2 separate regions of the Homo sapiens genome follow, and region 1 is linked to region 2. Evidence: read pairs that join two places in POLR2A ChIA-PET (ENCODE). Cell type or tissue: HepG2. All regions are shown on one strand. Links, peaks and the distances in the headings refer to the core of each region. The heading gives the core; the rest is flanking DNA.

Region 1 (8,330 bases), core at 158-8,157, 55 kb after region 2:
CCATGAGCATGGAATGTTCTTCCATTTGTTTGTATTCTCTTCTATTTCATTGAGCAGTGGTTTGTAGTTCTCCTTGAAGAGGTCCTTCATGTGCCTTGCAAGTTGGATTCCTAGGTATTTTATTCTCTTTGAAGCAATTGTGAATGGGAGTTCACTTATGATTTGGCTCTCTGTTTGTCTGTTATTGGTGTATAAGAATGCTTGTGATTTTTGTACATTGATTTTGTATCCTGAGACTTTGCTGAAGTTGCTTATCAGCTTAAGGAGATTTTGGGCTGAGACAATGGGGTTTTCTAGATATACAATCATGTCGTCTGCAAACAGGGACAATTTGACTTCCTCTTTTCCTAATCGAATAGCCTTTATTTCCTTCTGCCTAATTGCCCTGGCCAGAACTTCCAACACTATGTTGAATAGGAGTGGTGAGAGAGGGCATCCCTGTCTTGTGCCAGTTTTCAAAGGGAATGCTTCCAGTTTTTGCCCATTCAGTATGATATTGGCTGTGGGTTTGTCATAGATAGCTCTTATTATTTTGAGATACTTCCCATCAATACCTAATTTATTGAGAGTTTTTAGCATGAAGCGTTGTTGAATTTTGTCAAAGGCCTTTTCTGCATCTATTGAGATAATCATATGGTTTTTGTCTTTGGTTCTGTTTATATGCTGGATTACATTTATTGATTTGCGTAGATTGAACCAGCCTTGTATCCCAGGGATGAAGCCCGCTTGATCATGGTGGATAAGCTTTTTGATGTGCTGCTGGATTCAGTTTGCCAGTATTTTATTGAGGATTTTTGCATCAATGTTCATCAAGGATATTGGTCTAAAATTCTCTTTTTTGGTTGTGTCTCTGCCCGGCTTTGGTATCAGGATGATGCTGGCCTAATAAAATGAGTTAGGGAGGATTCCCTCTTTTTCTATTGATTGGAATAGTTTCAGAAGGAATGGTACCAGTTCCTCCTTATACCTCTGGTAGAATTCGGCTGTGAATCCATCTGGTCCTGGACTCTTTTTGGTTGGTAAGCTATTGATTATTGCCACAATTTCAGATCCTATTATTGGTCTATTCAGAGATTCAACTTCTTCCTGGTTTAGTCTTGGGAGAGTGTATGTGTTGAGGAATTTATCCATTTCTTCTAGATTTTCTAGTTTATTTGCGTAGAGGTGTTGGTAGTATTCTCTGATGGTAGTTTGTATTTCTGTGGGATTGGTGGTGATATCCCCTTCGTCATTTTTTATTGCGTCTATTTGATTCTTCTCTTTTTTTCTTTATTAGTCTTGCTAGCGGTCTATCAATTTTGTTGATCCTTTCAAAAAACCAGCTCCTGGATTCATTAATTTTTTGAAGGGTTTTTTGTGTCTCTATTTCCTTCAGTTCTGCTCTGATTTTAGTTATTTCTTGCCTTCTGCTAGCTTTTGAATGTGTTTGCTCTTGCTTTTCTAGTTCTTTTAATTGTGATGTTAGGTGTCAATTTTGGATCTTTCCTGCTTTCTCTTGTGGGCATTTAGTGCTATAAATTTCCCTCTACACACTGCTTTGAATGTGTCCCAGAGATTCTGGTATGTTGTGTCTTTGTTCTCATTGGTTTCAAAGAACATCTTTATTTCTGCCTTCATTTCATTATGTACCCAGTAGTCATTCAGGAGCAGGTTGTTCAGTTTCCATGTAGTTGAGCGGTTTTGAATGAGTTTCTTAATCCTGAGTTCTAGTTTGATTGCACTGTTGTCTGAGAGATAGTTTGTTATAATTTCTGTTCTTTTACATTTGCTGAGGAGAGCTTTACTTCCAACTATGTGGTCAATTTTGGAATAGGTGTGGCGTGGTGCTGAAAAAAATGTATATTCTGTTGATTTGGGGTGGGGAGTTCTGTAGATATCTATTAGGTCCGCTTGGTGCAGAGCTGAGTTCAATTCCTGGGTATCCTTTTTAACTTTCTGTGTCGTTGATCTGTCTAATGTTGACAGTGGGGTGTTAAAGTCTCCCATTATTATTGTGTGGGAGTCTAAGTCTCTTTGTAGGTCACTCAGGACTTACTTTATGAATCTGGGTGCTCCTGTATTGGGTGCATATATATTTAGGATAGTTAGCTCTTGTTGTTGAATTGATCCCTTTACCCTTAAGTAATGGGCTTCTTTGTCTCTTTTGATCTTTGTTGGTTTAAAGTGTGTTTTATCAGAGACTAGGATTGCAACCCCTGCCTTTTTTTGTTTTCCATTTGCTTGGTAGATCTTCCTCCATCCTTTTATTTTGAGCCTATGTGTGTCTCTGCACGTGAGATGGGCTTCCTGAATACAGCACACTGATGGGTCTTGACTCTTTATCCAATTTGCCAGTCTGTGTCTTTTAATTGGAGCATTTAGTGCATTTACATTTAAGGTTAATATTATGTGTGAATTTGATCCTGTCATGCTGTTAGCTGGTTATTTTGCTTGTTAGTTGATGCAGTTTCTTCCTAATGTCGATGGTCTTTACATTTTGGCATGAGTTTGCAGCGGCTGGTACGGTTATGCCTTTCCATGTTTAGTGCTTCCTTCAGGAGCTCTTTTAGGGCAGGCCTGGTGGTGGCAAAACCTCTCAGCATTTGCTTGTCTGTAAAGTATTTTATTTCTCCTTCACTTATGAAGCTTAATTTGGCTGGATATGAAATTCTGGGTTGAAAATTATTTTCTTTAAGAATGTTGAATATTGGCCCCTACTCTCTCCTGGCTTGTAGAGTTTCTGCCGAGAGATCCGCTGTTAGTCTGATGGGCTTCCCTTTGTGGGTAACCCGACCTTTCTCTCTGGCTGCGCTTAACATTTTTTCCTTCATTTCAACTTTGGTGAATCTGACAATTATGTGTCTTGGAGTTGCTCTTCTCGAGGAGTATCTTTGTGGCATTCTCTGTATTTCCTGAATCTGAATGTTGGCTTGCCTTGCTAGATTGGGGAAGTTCTCCTGGATAATATCCTGCAGAGTGTTTTCCAACTTGGTTCCATTCTCCCCATCACTTTCAGGTACACCAATCAGGTGCAGATTTGGTCTTTTCACATAGTCCCATATTTCTTGGAGGCTTTGTTCATTTCTTTTTATTCTTTTTTCTCTAAACTTCCCTTCTCGCTTCATTTCATTCATTTCATCTTCCATCACTGATACCCTTTCTTCCAGTTGATCGCATCGGCTCCTGAGGCTTCTGCATTCTTCACATAGTTCTCGAGCCTTGGCTTTCAGCTCCATCAGCTCCTTTAAGCACTTCTCTGTATTGGTTATTCTAGTTATACATTCGTCTAAATTTTTTTCAAAGTTTTCAACTTCTTTGCCTTTGGTTTGAATTTCCTCCTGTAGCTCGGAGTAGTTTGATCGTCTGAAGCCTTCTTCTCTCAACTCGTCAAAGTCATTCTCCGTCCAGCTTTGTTCCGTTGCTGGTGAGGGACTGCGTTCCTTTGGAGGAGGAGAAGCGCTCTGCTTTTTAGAGTTTCCAGTTTTTCTGCTCTGTTTTTTCCCCATCTTTGTGGTTTTATCTACTTTTGGTCTTTGATGATGATGATGTACAGATGGGTTTTTGGTTGGATGTCCTTTCTGTTTGTTAGTTTTCCTTCTAACAGACAGGACCCTCAGCTGCAGGTCTGTTGGAGTTTGCTAGAGGTCCACTCCAGACCCTGTTTGCCTGGGTATCAGCAGCGGTGTCTGCAGAACCGCGGATTTTCGTGATCCGCGAATGTTGCTGTATGATCGTTCCTCTGGAAGTTTTGTCTCAGAGGAGTACCCGGCCGTGTGAGGTGTCAGTCTGCCCCTACGGGGGGGGTGCCTCCCAGTTAGGCTGCTCGGGGGTCAGGGGTCAAGGACCCACTTGAGGAGGCAGTCTGCCCGTTCTCAGATCTCCAGCTGCGTGCTGGGAGAACCACTGCTCTCTTCAAAGCTGTCAGACAGGGACATTTAAGTCTGCAGAGGTTACTGCTGTCTTTTTGTTTGTCTGTGCCCTGCCCCCAGAGGTGGAGCCTACAGAGGCAGGCAGGCCTCCTTGAGCTGTGGTGCGCTCCACCCAGTTCGAGCTTCCCGGCTGCTTTGTTTACCTAAGCAATCCTGGGCAATGGCGGGCGCCCCTCCCCCAGCCTCGCTGCCACCTTGCAGTTTGATCTCAGACTGCTGTGCTAGCAATCAGCGAGACTCCGTGGGCATAGGACCCTCCGAGCCAGGTGTGGGATATAATCTCCTGGTGCGCTGTTTCCTAAGCCCGTCGGAAAAGCGCAGTATTTGGGTGGGAGTGGCTCAATTTTCCAGGTGTTGTCTGTCACCCCTTTCCTTGACCAGGAAAGGGAACTCCCTGACCCCTTGCACTTCCCGAGTGAGGCAATGCCTCGCCCTGCTTCGGCTTGCGCACGGTTCGCTGCACCCACTGACCTGCGCCCACTGTCTGGCACTCCCTAGTGAGATGAACCCGGTACCTCATATGGAAATGCAGAAATCACCCGTCTTCTGCGTTGCTCACGCTGGGAGCTCTAGACCGGAGCTGTTCCTAGTCGGCCATCTTGGCTCCTCCCTGAAATATTATTTTCTGAGGTTTGAAAAATGAATGAAATTGATTCTCTAAGGTAGTCAAATATATTATTGGATTTTCTTCTTTATCTTAAAAGAAGTAGCTGACTTTTGCTACTTGGATTTTATCGGATAGTATCATGGACCAAGACTTTCTTAAGTTTGAAGAACCATCATTGCAGTAAACAAGAAAACTGAAAAGGATAGTGTTTTTTTTTGTTTGTTTGTCAGTGACATTCAAATCCCATGGAGAACACTTTACATGAAAGGATAGAGATCTGATCGTTGACCGCTGAGTGAAGGTAATGACACTTGAAAGATAAAGGGCAGTACTGCAACTGCAAATAAAAGACCAACACGGAGGGTCGTTAAGATCGCAAAATGCTGAGCAAATTCATGGTAATGATTCTGGATTTTTTTATAATTATATTTGAAATGCATGAAATTTCAAATGATATTTGAAATGCTTTTGCACACTTTTAGTTTACTGCTCAGTAGAAATCCATTTTCTCAATATGAGTTTAATGAATACTTGTCAGTTAACACAACAGTAGTTCTTTGTGACTATCTCAAAGTGCATACAAACAGTATGACTTCTCTCCTGCAATCATGTTTCTTTGAACTTTTGACATTAATAGATCTTCTTTGTTGTGTGGGTCAAATCTCCATGTGGCAAACTTGCCTTGTGATGGGAACAGTGAACCTCTAGGCAGTGGTGGCTCTGCCCATGTGTAGGTCTGGGGGCAGGCATGTGACTAAGATGGACCAGCGGCAAGCAGGGCCTGCAGGTGTGGGCAGAGTGAGGGCTACATCTGCCAACTCCTATTTGAGCCCACTGCTGCCAAGTGAGCTGGGCCAGACCAGAAAGGACGGTCGGGGTGGGAAGGTGGGTGACAATGATGACTTGGGCTTGTTTCAAGTTGCTTTCCCTTCGGTTTACCACCAAAACCAGGAAGCAAGCAGGGCAGGTTGTAAGCCACACAAGGATATGCGTGCCTCCTTTCTGTTCTGGGAGGTTCTCCTGGAGTCCTGAGATCAGTGCAGTCAGGTCAGAGGGGCAAAGAGACTGTGGGCTTTTGGCTTTTTGTGCCATCAGTCTGAGGGACAGATGGACCAGGCCAGCGCTTCAGGGTCTGCCTGTTGCCAAGTGAGGAAAGACTTTTGAAATGGAAGATGGAGATTAAATTTTCTTTTCTTTTTTCTTTTTTTGAGACAGAGTCGCTCTGTCACCCGGGCTGGAGTGCAGTGGCGCGATCTCAACTCACTGCAAGCTCCGCCTCCCGGGTTCACGCCATTCTCCTGCCTCAGCCTCCTGAGTAGCTGGGTCTACAGGCGCCTGCCACCGCGCCTGGCTAATTTTTTGTATTTTTAGAGAGGGGGTTTCAGGGTGTTAGCCAGGATGGTCTCGATCTCCTGACCTTGTGATCCGTCTGCCTTGGCCTCCCAAAGTGCTGGGATTACAGGTGTGAGCCCCCGCACCCAGCCGAGAGATTAAGTTTTCAAATGCCTTTTTATATCCATGGAATTGATAATTTGGTTTTAGGATTTTTCTCTTTTGATCTCTTTGGTCAGTTACATTAATAGCTTTTTAAATATTGGCCCAGCGTTTGCATCCTTAGAAAGAATTCCACTTGATTGTGGAATAGTCCTCTGCTGGATTCGGTTTACGAGTCATTTACTGAAAATTTTCACGTTAATATCTGTGTATTTTCTTCGTTGAGTTTTGTTTCACTGCTATGCTGGCTGCATAAAAAGCACTTGGGAATTTTCCTTCTGTTTCTGTGTTGGAAACAACTGAAGGTAATATTGGTGTTGCCTGCTCCTAAGGTGTGGTGCTGTTACAGTGTTGACTTGTTAATCTGTGGTAACTAGTTGTTCAGATTTCTTGTCTTTCTTTTCTGATCAGTTTTGGTAACTTACATTTTCCTGGAAAATTCATCATTCATTCAGTGAACAAATATTTATTCCCTGCAATAAGGCACTATTATGTGCCTGGAACACAGCATAGGAGGAAACAGACAAAATCCCAGCCCTCGTGGATTTACCCACCCAAGACGCACCCTTGCAGAGGCATTTCTGTAGAGGAGTGAAGTCTCTGAGAATTGAGGATTTGTCTTTTAGGTTGTTCCCTTTTTTTTTTTTTTAATTTCATCAGTTGAATTTATTTTCGTTTATTTTTAATTTATTTTTATTTTTACTTATTTTTTGGGACAGAGTCTCGCTGTGTGGCCCAGACTGGAGTACAGTGGCGCAATCTTGGCTCACTGCAACCTCCACCTCCCAGGTTCAAGTGATTCTCCTGCCTCAGCCTCCTGAGTAGCTGGGTGTGTGCCACCACACCTGGCTAATTTTTGTATTTTTAGTAGAGATGGGGTTTCACCACGTTGGTCAGGCTGGTCTCGAACTCCTGACCTCGTGTTCCGTCTGCCTTGGCATCCCAAAGTGCTGGGATTACAGGCGTGAGCCACCGCGCCCGGCCAGTTGAAAATTTTAATACAAAAAATTCAAAACAATTTCCTTTCATTTGCTCAGCATTTTTCTATCTTAATTACCCTCTATGTTGGTCTTTTTTTATTTGCAGTTGCTTAAATTATTTGTTTCCATTCTTTTTATTAATACAAGCATTTTAAACACATGGATTTTCTTGTGAACACTCACTTCTTGATTTTATTGTTTTGTGGATGTTTTGCAGCTTTGAATTTAATTTTGAATTTCAGGTCAAATTTCTTTTTTGTCCTCGGATTCACTGGAGAGACCCTTCTCAATTCTGTCCCTGTCACCTGCTGTGTTTTGGGGGTTGTCTGTCTTTGTGTCCTTTCCACTGCAGACTTCCTTCCTGTGCTGGAAGTTTTAATTTCCGTCTATTTGTCTTGGGTTGTCTTGCCATATCTTCTTTGAGTTCTGCTTTGCATTTTTCTCTTTTACTTTTCTTTTCTTTTTTCTTTTGAAACAAGTTTTTGCTGTCACCCAGGCTGGAGTGCAGTGGTACAATCTCAGCTCACTGCAACCTCTGCCTCCTGGGTTCAAGCGATTCTCCTGCTTCAGCCTCCCAGGTAGCTGGGATTACAGGTGCATGCCACCATACCCAGCTAATTTTTGTATTTTTCGTAGAGACAGGGTTTTGCCATGTTGGCCAGGCTGGTCTCGAACTCCTGACCTCAAGTGATCCGCCCACCTGGACTTCCCAAAGTGCTGGAATTACAAGTGTGAGCCACCATGCCGGGCCTCTTTTTAAAAAGCTTTTTCTCTCGGACGGGGTGGCTGGCCGGGCGGGGGGCTGACCCCCCCACCTCCCTCCCGGACTGGGCGGCTGGCCGGGCGGGGGGCTGACTCCCCCACCTGAGAAATCGGATGGTTGCCGTGTCTGTGTAGAAAGAGGTAGACATGGGAGACTTTTCATTTTGTTCTGTACTAAGAAAAATTCTTATCCTGTTGATCTGTGACCTTACCCCCAACCCTGTGCTCTCTGAAACATGTGCTGTGTCCACTCAGGGTTAAATGGATTAAGGGCGGTGCAAGATGTGCTTTGTTAAACAGATGCTTGAAGGCAGCAGGCTCGTTAAGAGTCATCACCACTCCCTAATCTCAAGTACCCAGGGACACAAACACTGCGGAAGGCCGCAGGGTCCTCTGCCTAGGAAAACCAGAGACCTTTGTTCACTTGTTTATCTGCTGACCTTCCCTCCACTATTGTCCTATGACCCTGCCAAATCCCCCTCTGCGAGAAACACCCAAGAATGATCAATAAAAATAAATTAAAAAAAAAAAAAAGCTTTTTCTGAGACAAGGTCTTGCTCTGTTGACCAGGCTGTAGTG
Region 2 (8,330 bases), core at 161-8,160:
CAGCATATTATTGAGGATGAATGTTAATACGCTTTTGCTAAAATGTATGTATGATTTATGTCTATTTCATAATTTAAATTAGCTTCTCAATGATGCGTAGCTGCTGTCTTCTCTTTATCCATTTACCAATGCAATTTAATTTCAGGAAGAATCAAAGCATGTTTTCTAGGCTTGACTGAACGTCCTTAGGAAAAAATGTCCTCAAAGTGAGGAAAGATGACAGGCAGTTTCCACCTAAACCCACAGATTTTCATTCGCTATCTTAAAGGGCACTCAGTGTCATTTCCATCAAAATCCTCTCCTTAGAGATGGGTAAACAGTGCCACGGAGTCTTCAGCACACTGTAAAATAGGATACACAAGGCGATGTTGGGCATTCCTGAATGGCCAAAGGTAAAGGTTAGAGACCAATGGGAGCTGGAGTTTTTTTTTTTTTGTGGGACAGAGTCTCACTCTGTTGCTCAGGCTGGAGTGCAGTGGTATGATCTTGGCTCACTACAACCTCCGCCTCCTGGGTTGAAGAGATTCTCGTGCCTCAGCCTCCTGAGTAGCTGGTAGTACTGGTGTGCACCACCATGTCCGGCTAATTTTTTGTATTTTTAGTAGAGATGGGGGTTTTGCCATGTTGGCCAGGCTGGTCTCGAACTTCTGGCCTCAAGAGATCTTGAGATCTTCACGGCCTCCCAAAGTGCTGGGATTACAGGCATTAGCCACTGTACCCAGCCAAGCTGGATATTTTTACCTGGTCATGATAGGAAACATCTGCCTTTCAGTCACACTCATTCTTAAACACCTGTCATAAATTCAGAAGCAGGTGTTGTAAGAGGAGTCATTTTGAATCTATAATTCACACGGACCTCAGTAGGAAAAGAAACCAGAGCACTTGGTGCAGCTCTGCGCTTCAGGGTATCTGGTGGTTTCGATTAAGGCCTGGGTGCTCAATGACCTGAGTTTTCTGTTAGCAGCAGACAAAATGCCTAAAAAACCAGCTGTTCAGTCCCAGTTCCAGTCCCCGGCCCAGGCAGAGTCCCACAGACCTGGGTCCAGCCCCCTCCCGGGACTATGAACCACGTGGGAGGGCGGGGTTGGAGGCGATGCTCAGGCTGCAGTCAGGCAGAGGGAAGAGATGGTTTTATTTATGCTGGGATGGGGGAAAACAAGGCTGATCCGTGTAAGAAATAGGAAAACAGCTGTTTCTTGACTATGATAGCTACCAGGCATAACTGATTAAACAGAAACACCCTCAAACTTCCCCAATTAACAATGCCTTTAACCTTTCCATCTTTTCTTCACAACCTACCAAGTGACAGGCTCCCCATTCTTTTTGGGCTGGAAATTCGGTCTTACACGGAAAGGATGACCCTCAAATTGGCGATGAAGTGGAGACAAGAAAGGGACACGACAGAATCAGGGAGCCCAGTTAATTTACAAGGTAGAACAGTAGCCCTTGAACAACCAGCCATGGCTGTATCTCTCCAACTCATGAGCGGATGTGGGAACCACCTACGTGCGGACTGGACGGAACTTTGGGAGGGACGTAGACGAGACTTGCTCCGGGGGAGAGAGGATGGATAAAGCCCTGCTCCTCGAGGACAGTGCTCACGACCACCGAGCAGCTTCCAGGCTGGAGTGCAGGAGAAGAAATACCCCAGGGAAGAGGTAAAGACATCTTTATCCAACCCATGGCTGCAAAAGCCAGACTCCTGGGGACAGAAGGCCTGCTTGGCCAGCAACACCAGTGAGGGCCCTTCAGCAAGTTCCCGAGACTCCTCTGGCCCCACTTCCTCCACCTGTTGGCCAGGCCACGGCAGACAGAGCTCCTGAACACGCACCCTCAAGCGGTCCTGGCTTTGGTCTGTTCCTCCTGGTCATGTGGAAGGCCAGCAGGACTGGACAGGCCAGTGGGTGGGCAGGAAGTGTCACACATTAAGGACTGGCGTCTACGTCCCTGGATGACACAGAGTCCTACGTCCGAGAGTGATAGTGGTGTTGCTGGTCCTTCTTGACTCTGTGGCTACCTAGCTTGGTTGGTTCACTTCCATGAAATCAAGCCAGCTCCATCAAGACAATCTCTTTGATTTATGCCCTATTTTAGTTATTAAAAGTTACCCTTCCCATTTTTTCTTTTCCACAAGGGGCAAATTCCCTTAGTCAGAAGGAAGAAACAATTTTAATACCAGTGAGACTAAAGGTCAAAAAACACTTTATACTAAAAATGATAAAAATCTCCATCAATTCTGGGATAACTCAGAGTAATATGGACCAATTCCCACCCGTCCTACTTGGAGGAAGGTAAAGATGATAAAGGAGAGAGCATGGGGAATAAAGAAAGCCGGCGTCTACATTCGTTCCTATGCCCCTCCAAAGAAACAGAGCTGAGTTTTAACCAAAAAAACAACACACAAAGAAGTTCAAAGATTTGTTTTTACTTCTAGCCTTTTTAGTTCATCTATTTACCTACTAGTATCAACCAAGTTCAACAGAATGTTTATTTAAATTTTCTGAGACTTCTATAGGAATTATTATTTTATTATTAATCAGGCCTTTGCATCTCTTGTACCACTGGTTTTAAATATTTTCTACCTCCAATCAGGCTCTGCATTTCCTGACAACTAGGACCATTCTCTGTAGCTCCACTGCTGCAGCCAACAAATGCTGACAATCGAGCCTGCAAAATGCGGCAGTGCGAGACTTTCCCATGTTACTGATACATTCGGAAGAGAGTAAGAAAACCAGCAAATACAGTTGGTACTAGATAGCAGCCATTATTCCAAGCAACTTACACGTGACATCATTTGATCTTTAGGACAACCCAGGCAGCAAGGAGGATTGGCATCTCTGTTTTACCAATAAGGACACTGGGGCACAGAGATGTCAGATAACTCCTCCAAGGCTACGCGATTCAATGGGGGAAGCAGGATGTAACTGGGGATGCCTGACAACAGGGCGTGGGCTTTCAATAGCTGCTTACACTGCCCTCACAAGACATCCTGCCAGGACTGTTTTCTATTTAAGAACACATGAGAGGCTTCAAACATATTTATGAGGTTCTCCACCAAGAGACGCACACTGCACAAGGCTCCCAGTGCTGCAGAAGGCTCTCCGTAACCCGCCCTTCTCCCTTCCCAACTGGTGGTTTCTTGTCACTCTCCTAGAACTACCCTATGCTGTAGCCTAGTGTTTTCCAAACAATGGTCGTGACCGTGACCCAAAGGGTGAACCACAACCAGATTTTTAAAATAAATTAAATCAGAATAGAGACAAACGGAAAATGTCACGGCGTGTGCCATATGCACGGACACGTTTGGTTCCACCGCTCTGCATCTCTGTGCGCCAGGTCCCGATATGGGACGGCTCTTCCCTGTGGAGCGCAGCTCAGACGTCTACTACCCGGCCCCTGCACCAAATCATGCTGCCCTGACAGAGCAGGTGCTTGACACGTAGCTGCTAAATGTACAAACAGATGCACCAGGGAGCACCTCCAGGTCAGTGTTTCGGTAAATCGGAGTGGGAGCATTCTGTAAGTCAAGGCTTGTTGCTGGGTACTTATCTGATTTTTCAAGACTGGATAAATAAGGAAAACTGAGGCTACGAAATTATGTATAAATCAAAGCAAACCAGAGCGACACACAGACAAATGTACAAATATTAAATACCATGGCCTTACCCCTGCGCCCAGGGTACACGTGCGGGTAGTACTCGTAATAAAGATCTGGCTGATCAAGATTTCCGAAGGGTTCAAATTCCATCTCAGCATTCTGGAAAAGGCCCAACTTCACTAGTAGTGCCAGCCTGACAAACCAGAGCTAAAAACAAAATACAATGGAAACAATAGGTTATCTACATATATCCAGTTCAGAATTTGCTATTCCTTATGAGTTGGTGTTAGAGGTTAATTTCTCATATATTAAAATAAGGGCTAACCTAACTTTCTATCTTTGCATATTTACACAATCGTATTTAAAAAATTACTCTTGAAGCTGGGCATGATGCCTCATGCCTGCAGTTCCAGCTACTCAGGAGGCTGAGGTGGGAAGATTGCTTGAGCCCAGGAGTCTGAGTCCAGCCTGGGCAACATAGCGAGACCCTGTCTCTAAGAAGAAATTACTATTGAGCTTAATAACAATGTGAATGATTTTACATAATTGTTTACTCAATAAGTAAACAGTGCTTACTGAGCAGGTCTGTGTGCAAAGCACTGTGCTAGGTGTCATGAAAATGAAAAGGCACCAAAGGAATGCGCCACCTAGTGGAGGGCGGGGGAATGACGGCGGGAACGGGAGCAGGAAGGAGAGGAAGCGCAGGGATGGGTTGTGTTTGAGGGCAGCTCTCAGGGCTGCAGAATTTCAAGGGGCCACAGGCTAAGGAAGGGTCTGCTGGTTCAGGGAACGTAAGGACAAAGGTACAGAGTGGACAAAACACAACATACGAGAGAGCACAGTGTGCTCTCAGGGGTACATTCAGGAAAATGGTGGGAATTTGCATTAGACAGCTGCAGAGCCAGAGACTTAGGATTAAAAGGGTACCTTAGAAATGACCTAATTGGATCTGACTTTACTGATGAGAAGAATGAATTTCACTAAGTGTCCGCTGAAGGATGAACGGATAAAGGAACGTGGCATGACGCACAGTGGAATACCACTCAGCTTTCATGGAGGAAATCCCGTCGTTTGTGCTGTGGATGAGCCTAGGGGACATGACGTTAGACAAACAAGCCAGGCACAGAAAGACAAACACCGTGTGACCTCACTTACACATGGAATCTGAAAACACTGAACTCACAGAAGCAGAGTAGATGGCGGGTGCCGGGGCTGGGGGTGGGGAGGAGGGCCGGGCAGGGGAGGTTTGAGAGATGTTAGTCAAAGGAAACAAAATCCAGTGACGCAAGGAATAAGCTCAAGAGATCTATTGTAGACGTGGTGACACAGTTACAATGTATACTAAAAATTGCTAAGACAGATTTTCAGTGTTCTCATTACACACACACACACACACACACACACACACAAAGGCATGCGAGGCAATGCATGCGATTTAGCTTGATTTAACCATTCCATAGTGTACACATAGCCTGTCATGGTCTGAGGGTTTGCATACAACACGAGAAGATGAAATTTCACATGGTAGCCAATGGGAAACTATCCAGCTCTTGACTAGCTCCGTTTCAGACCTAGTTGGAAAGGAGGGTGGTTCACCCTCTTTAGGCAGCCTGGTGGTTCCTGGCTCTAGGGAGGTCACCATATTGGTGTTGAGCTAGTGCCAACACCTGATCAACAAAGTGCACTACGGCCCAGAAGCCCCAGGCCCAAGTGATCTTCCTGCCTCAGTCTCCCCAGTAGCTGGGACTACAGTCAATGCGCCACTGCGCCGGGCACAGTTTTCCAGCAGGAAAGTGAGATGATCAAAAGTGTGCTTTTTTGGAGGTAGTTTATGGAATGAATGTGAATAAAGAAACTTGAACTAAGTTCATAAAAGAGGCCAAAGCAACACTGCAATGAGAGCTCGAACTGTGGGTGGTGGTGGGTTGGAGAGAAATGATAGGAAAACAGCCTAAGATTTGGCAAACCAATGGATGGAGAGGTGATGGGGGAAAGTACATTTAAAGCTAGAGCGGCTCTTCTTGTCGGCTCTTGGGGGAAGAGAAAGAAGGAGAAGGAGCCTGCTGGAAATAGCTAAGCTGTCAGGGCTCCCCAGAGCTGCTCCTTTCAAAAGCTCATCACAGTTCTGAAGGATCTGGTGATCTGTTTAGTCCCGGGGGATTCCCATGTAAGCTAGAAGAACAGTTAAAAAACTCCCCAGGGAAAGGTAAGAATGTATCAACGTTTGCAGCTGTTCCTTCTTCTCAGATGAGTTTCCTTTTGTTCACAAGTCTATTTTGTGCATTCCCTTTTCTTTTTTCTTTTTTTTTAAATTTCAGAGCAAGTGATATACCACGAGGAGCAAATGGCACATGGACCCTCCGTCCTTGGGGTGGACAGAACCAACTGCTCCTGTCACTGTTTCCTACCGGGCCCAGACACGCCCCAGAGCCCCGCACAGGCCAGTTGCTACTGCCAGTCGTGAGGCGAACCCACCTGCTGACCCAAAGCCATGCCGGTTCCACCATGAGACTGAGTGTGGGCACTTGTGAGCGTGCTTCTGGGGCGCACAGGCATCCTGACGGGCCGAAGTGAGAATTCCAGTGCCCCAGTATAGTATATACAATATAATTAGGAGAGAAAGAAGCAGGATATGAAAACATACTTTTTGTTATTGGCATGAAAGGCCATGGTCCTGTCCATGTCCCCAGACTGTGATAAGCCAGGTTAAACTCCAGCACCTGAAAGGTGTTCTCACCTGCAGTGAATCTGTCGTGTGGCTGGTGAGCAGCCCGCTCTTGCCGTAGCCCTGGCCGTGGGCTGTGAGGAGACGTCCGCACAGGTCCACTGCTGCCCTCCAGTTTCTGCAGCTCTGCAAGACACGGCAGAACATGTGACCAAACACACATGCAAGGCATGGTGGAATCCATGACCCAAACGCATAGCCACTGGCCACAGCTGCTCACCTTGCTGGAAGCAGCGCCAGCCAGCCGTTAGTAATGGTGACAACGTCAGTGTGCTGACGGCACGGAGGGGCATGCCATTTGTCAACGCTGCACGTGTAATTAGGCAATAAGAGAGCCAAGCGTGAGGTACAGTTCAAGCCGATCAAATCATAAAAACATTACAATTCAACAACCGATAGAACATCGGGAAGAGGCTTTTTATTGGAAAGCTCCGCACATCTCTCAATCTATATGACTGGTTTCCTTTTTAGCAAGATTATCTTAAGATTTCTGTCAATTTAAAATCAATAAGGAAATTTTATGCTATGTGTTGGACATATTTATTTGTATCTGTAAGATTTGCATATGACTCTAAAATAACTGGCTTTATATGTTCATAATTTTAATTTATCAATATGAAAAAATCAATGAACTGGGTGAACACAACATGTTCCAGGCCCGTGTGGCAATGCACAGTATACTTTCACATCACTTAACGTTACGGCTTCAACATGGAAAGGCTGGCTGGTACTGACACACTGGCTGATTCGTACAGACTCTTGTGTTTATCTTTGCCCTTGTGCAATACAGAAAGGACAGCCATTAGGCAAATGAATGGGAAAATAAGATCAGAATGTTTAAACCTTTTAAGAAGCTAAAAGTGGATGCTCACTCTGTCTTTTCTCAATGTAACGGGCACTATCTTTGAATACGGTAGATGTCCTCATTTCTGCAGCCAGTCAATAAACATGCTTTAAGTACCTCCTGCCTGACAGAGACTGCAAGGCTGGCGGGGAGGTTAGTGAACGAGCACTCATTAGTGGTATGATCTAGCAAGGGAGACAGACAATTAAACAATATGTTTCTCAAGAATTAGCTAAATGATTTTGTGTGCATGCCAAGCGCTTCTCTGACAAGAAGTTTAGGAGTTTACATATTTTAAAAACGTGTGGTAGAGCCTGCCACACACTTCTTCTGTATACTAACTCACACACGCACTACTCCCTTTCCACGCCTCCTGCACTCCACGCCGGGACACAGAGAACTCAGGACCTGCTCATGAAACGCCTAGGAGGGCAATGAGTCTCAGCTTTGCACTACAGTTGTTCTGCAGTCCTTTATTTGGGCTTCCTCAGGCAGGAGCTAACGACCTGCTCCAATTCCAGCCACAGCGGCGGTGTGGGGGGCTGTGTTGAAGGCAGGAGAGTGGGGCTTGTGTCTTCCGGGGTTCTGACATGTGGCCTCACACTCACACTGCAGGCTCAGCAATGGCTGAGTTTACAGAGCTGAGGTCATCTGTCCCACCTCACAGATGTGACAATTAAAGAAGATACATGAAAGTGCTGAGCACAGTGCCAGGCAGGAGGCAGGCATTAAAAATGTGAACGATGCTGTTAAAAATTCCCAAACTGTTTCTTCATCAATCCAGAGTCAGCGTGTGCGTGCCTAGTGAAACTCTATGTGTAAGGAAAGGAACGGGTGCTGGGCCTTGAGCTTCAGACAGGCCAGGCTCTACGCCTGAGTAGCCGTGTGACCTGCTGCAAGCCACCAGCCGTCCCTGGGCTGCAGGCATCTCAGTTTCCTCCAGGTCTTCTGAGGGGTTGATAGTTGTTTTTTTTTTAAATGCTGAACATCCTACTGTCCACATTACCAGTGTGTTTACCCACTGACCTATCGAAGGACCCCTTGGTTGCCTCTAGTTTTTGGCAACTATGGATAAAGCTGGTATCAACATCTTTGGGCAGATTCTTGTGTGGATATAAGCATTCGGCATAACTGGGTGAAATATCCAGGAGCGTAATGCAGTA

What was found. Peaks named below come from ENCODE experiments on the same cell type or tissue, not always from the same donor. Only the 100,000 strongest peaks of a DNase experiment are listed, where the experiment ranks them.
Region 1: POLR2A ChIA-PET joins it to region 2 with 6 read pairs; 3 of 35 experiments call an interaction of 5 or more read pairs at or near these places.

What each region holds. Positions count from the first base shown.
Region 1 is chr2:3,365,436-3,373,765 of GRCh38, reverse strand. The region is part of intron 1 of EIPR1 (EARP complex and GARP complex interacting protein 1); the gene reads left to right. Among named protein-coding and RNA genes, the nearest start is that of EIPR1, 8.2 kb to the left of the region's middle. In HepG2, for the core only: no CTCF peak of the experiment used is centred there; DNase peaks (open chromatin) are centred at 4,805 and 5,155; H3K4me3 peaks cover 1,217 bases.
Region 2 is chr2:3,420,000-3,428,329 of GRCh38, reverse strand. It overlaps TRAPPC12 (trafficking protein particle complex subunit 12), which reads right to left. Exons shown (of 12, transcript NM_016030.6): 4 at 6,336-6,449; 5 at 3,667-3,805. Among named protein-coding and RNA genes, the nearest start is that of TRAPPC12, 44 kb to the right of the region's middle. In HepG2, for the core only: a CTCF peak has its summit at 4,248 (motif pointing left); DNase peaks (open chromatin) are centred at 4,249 and 4,739.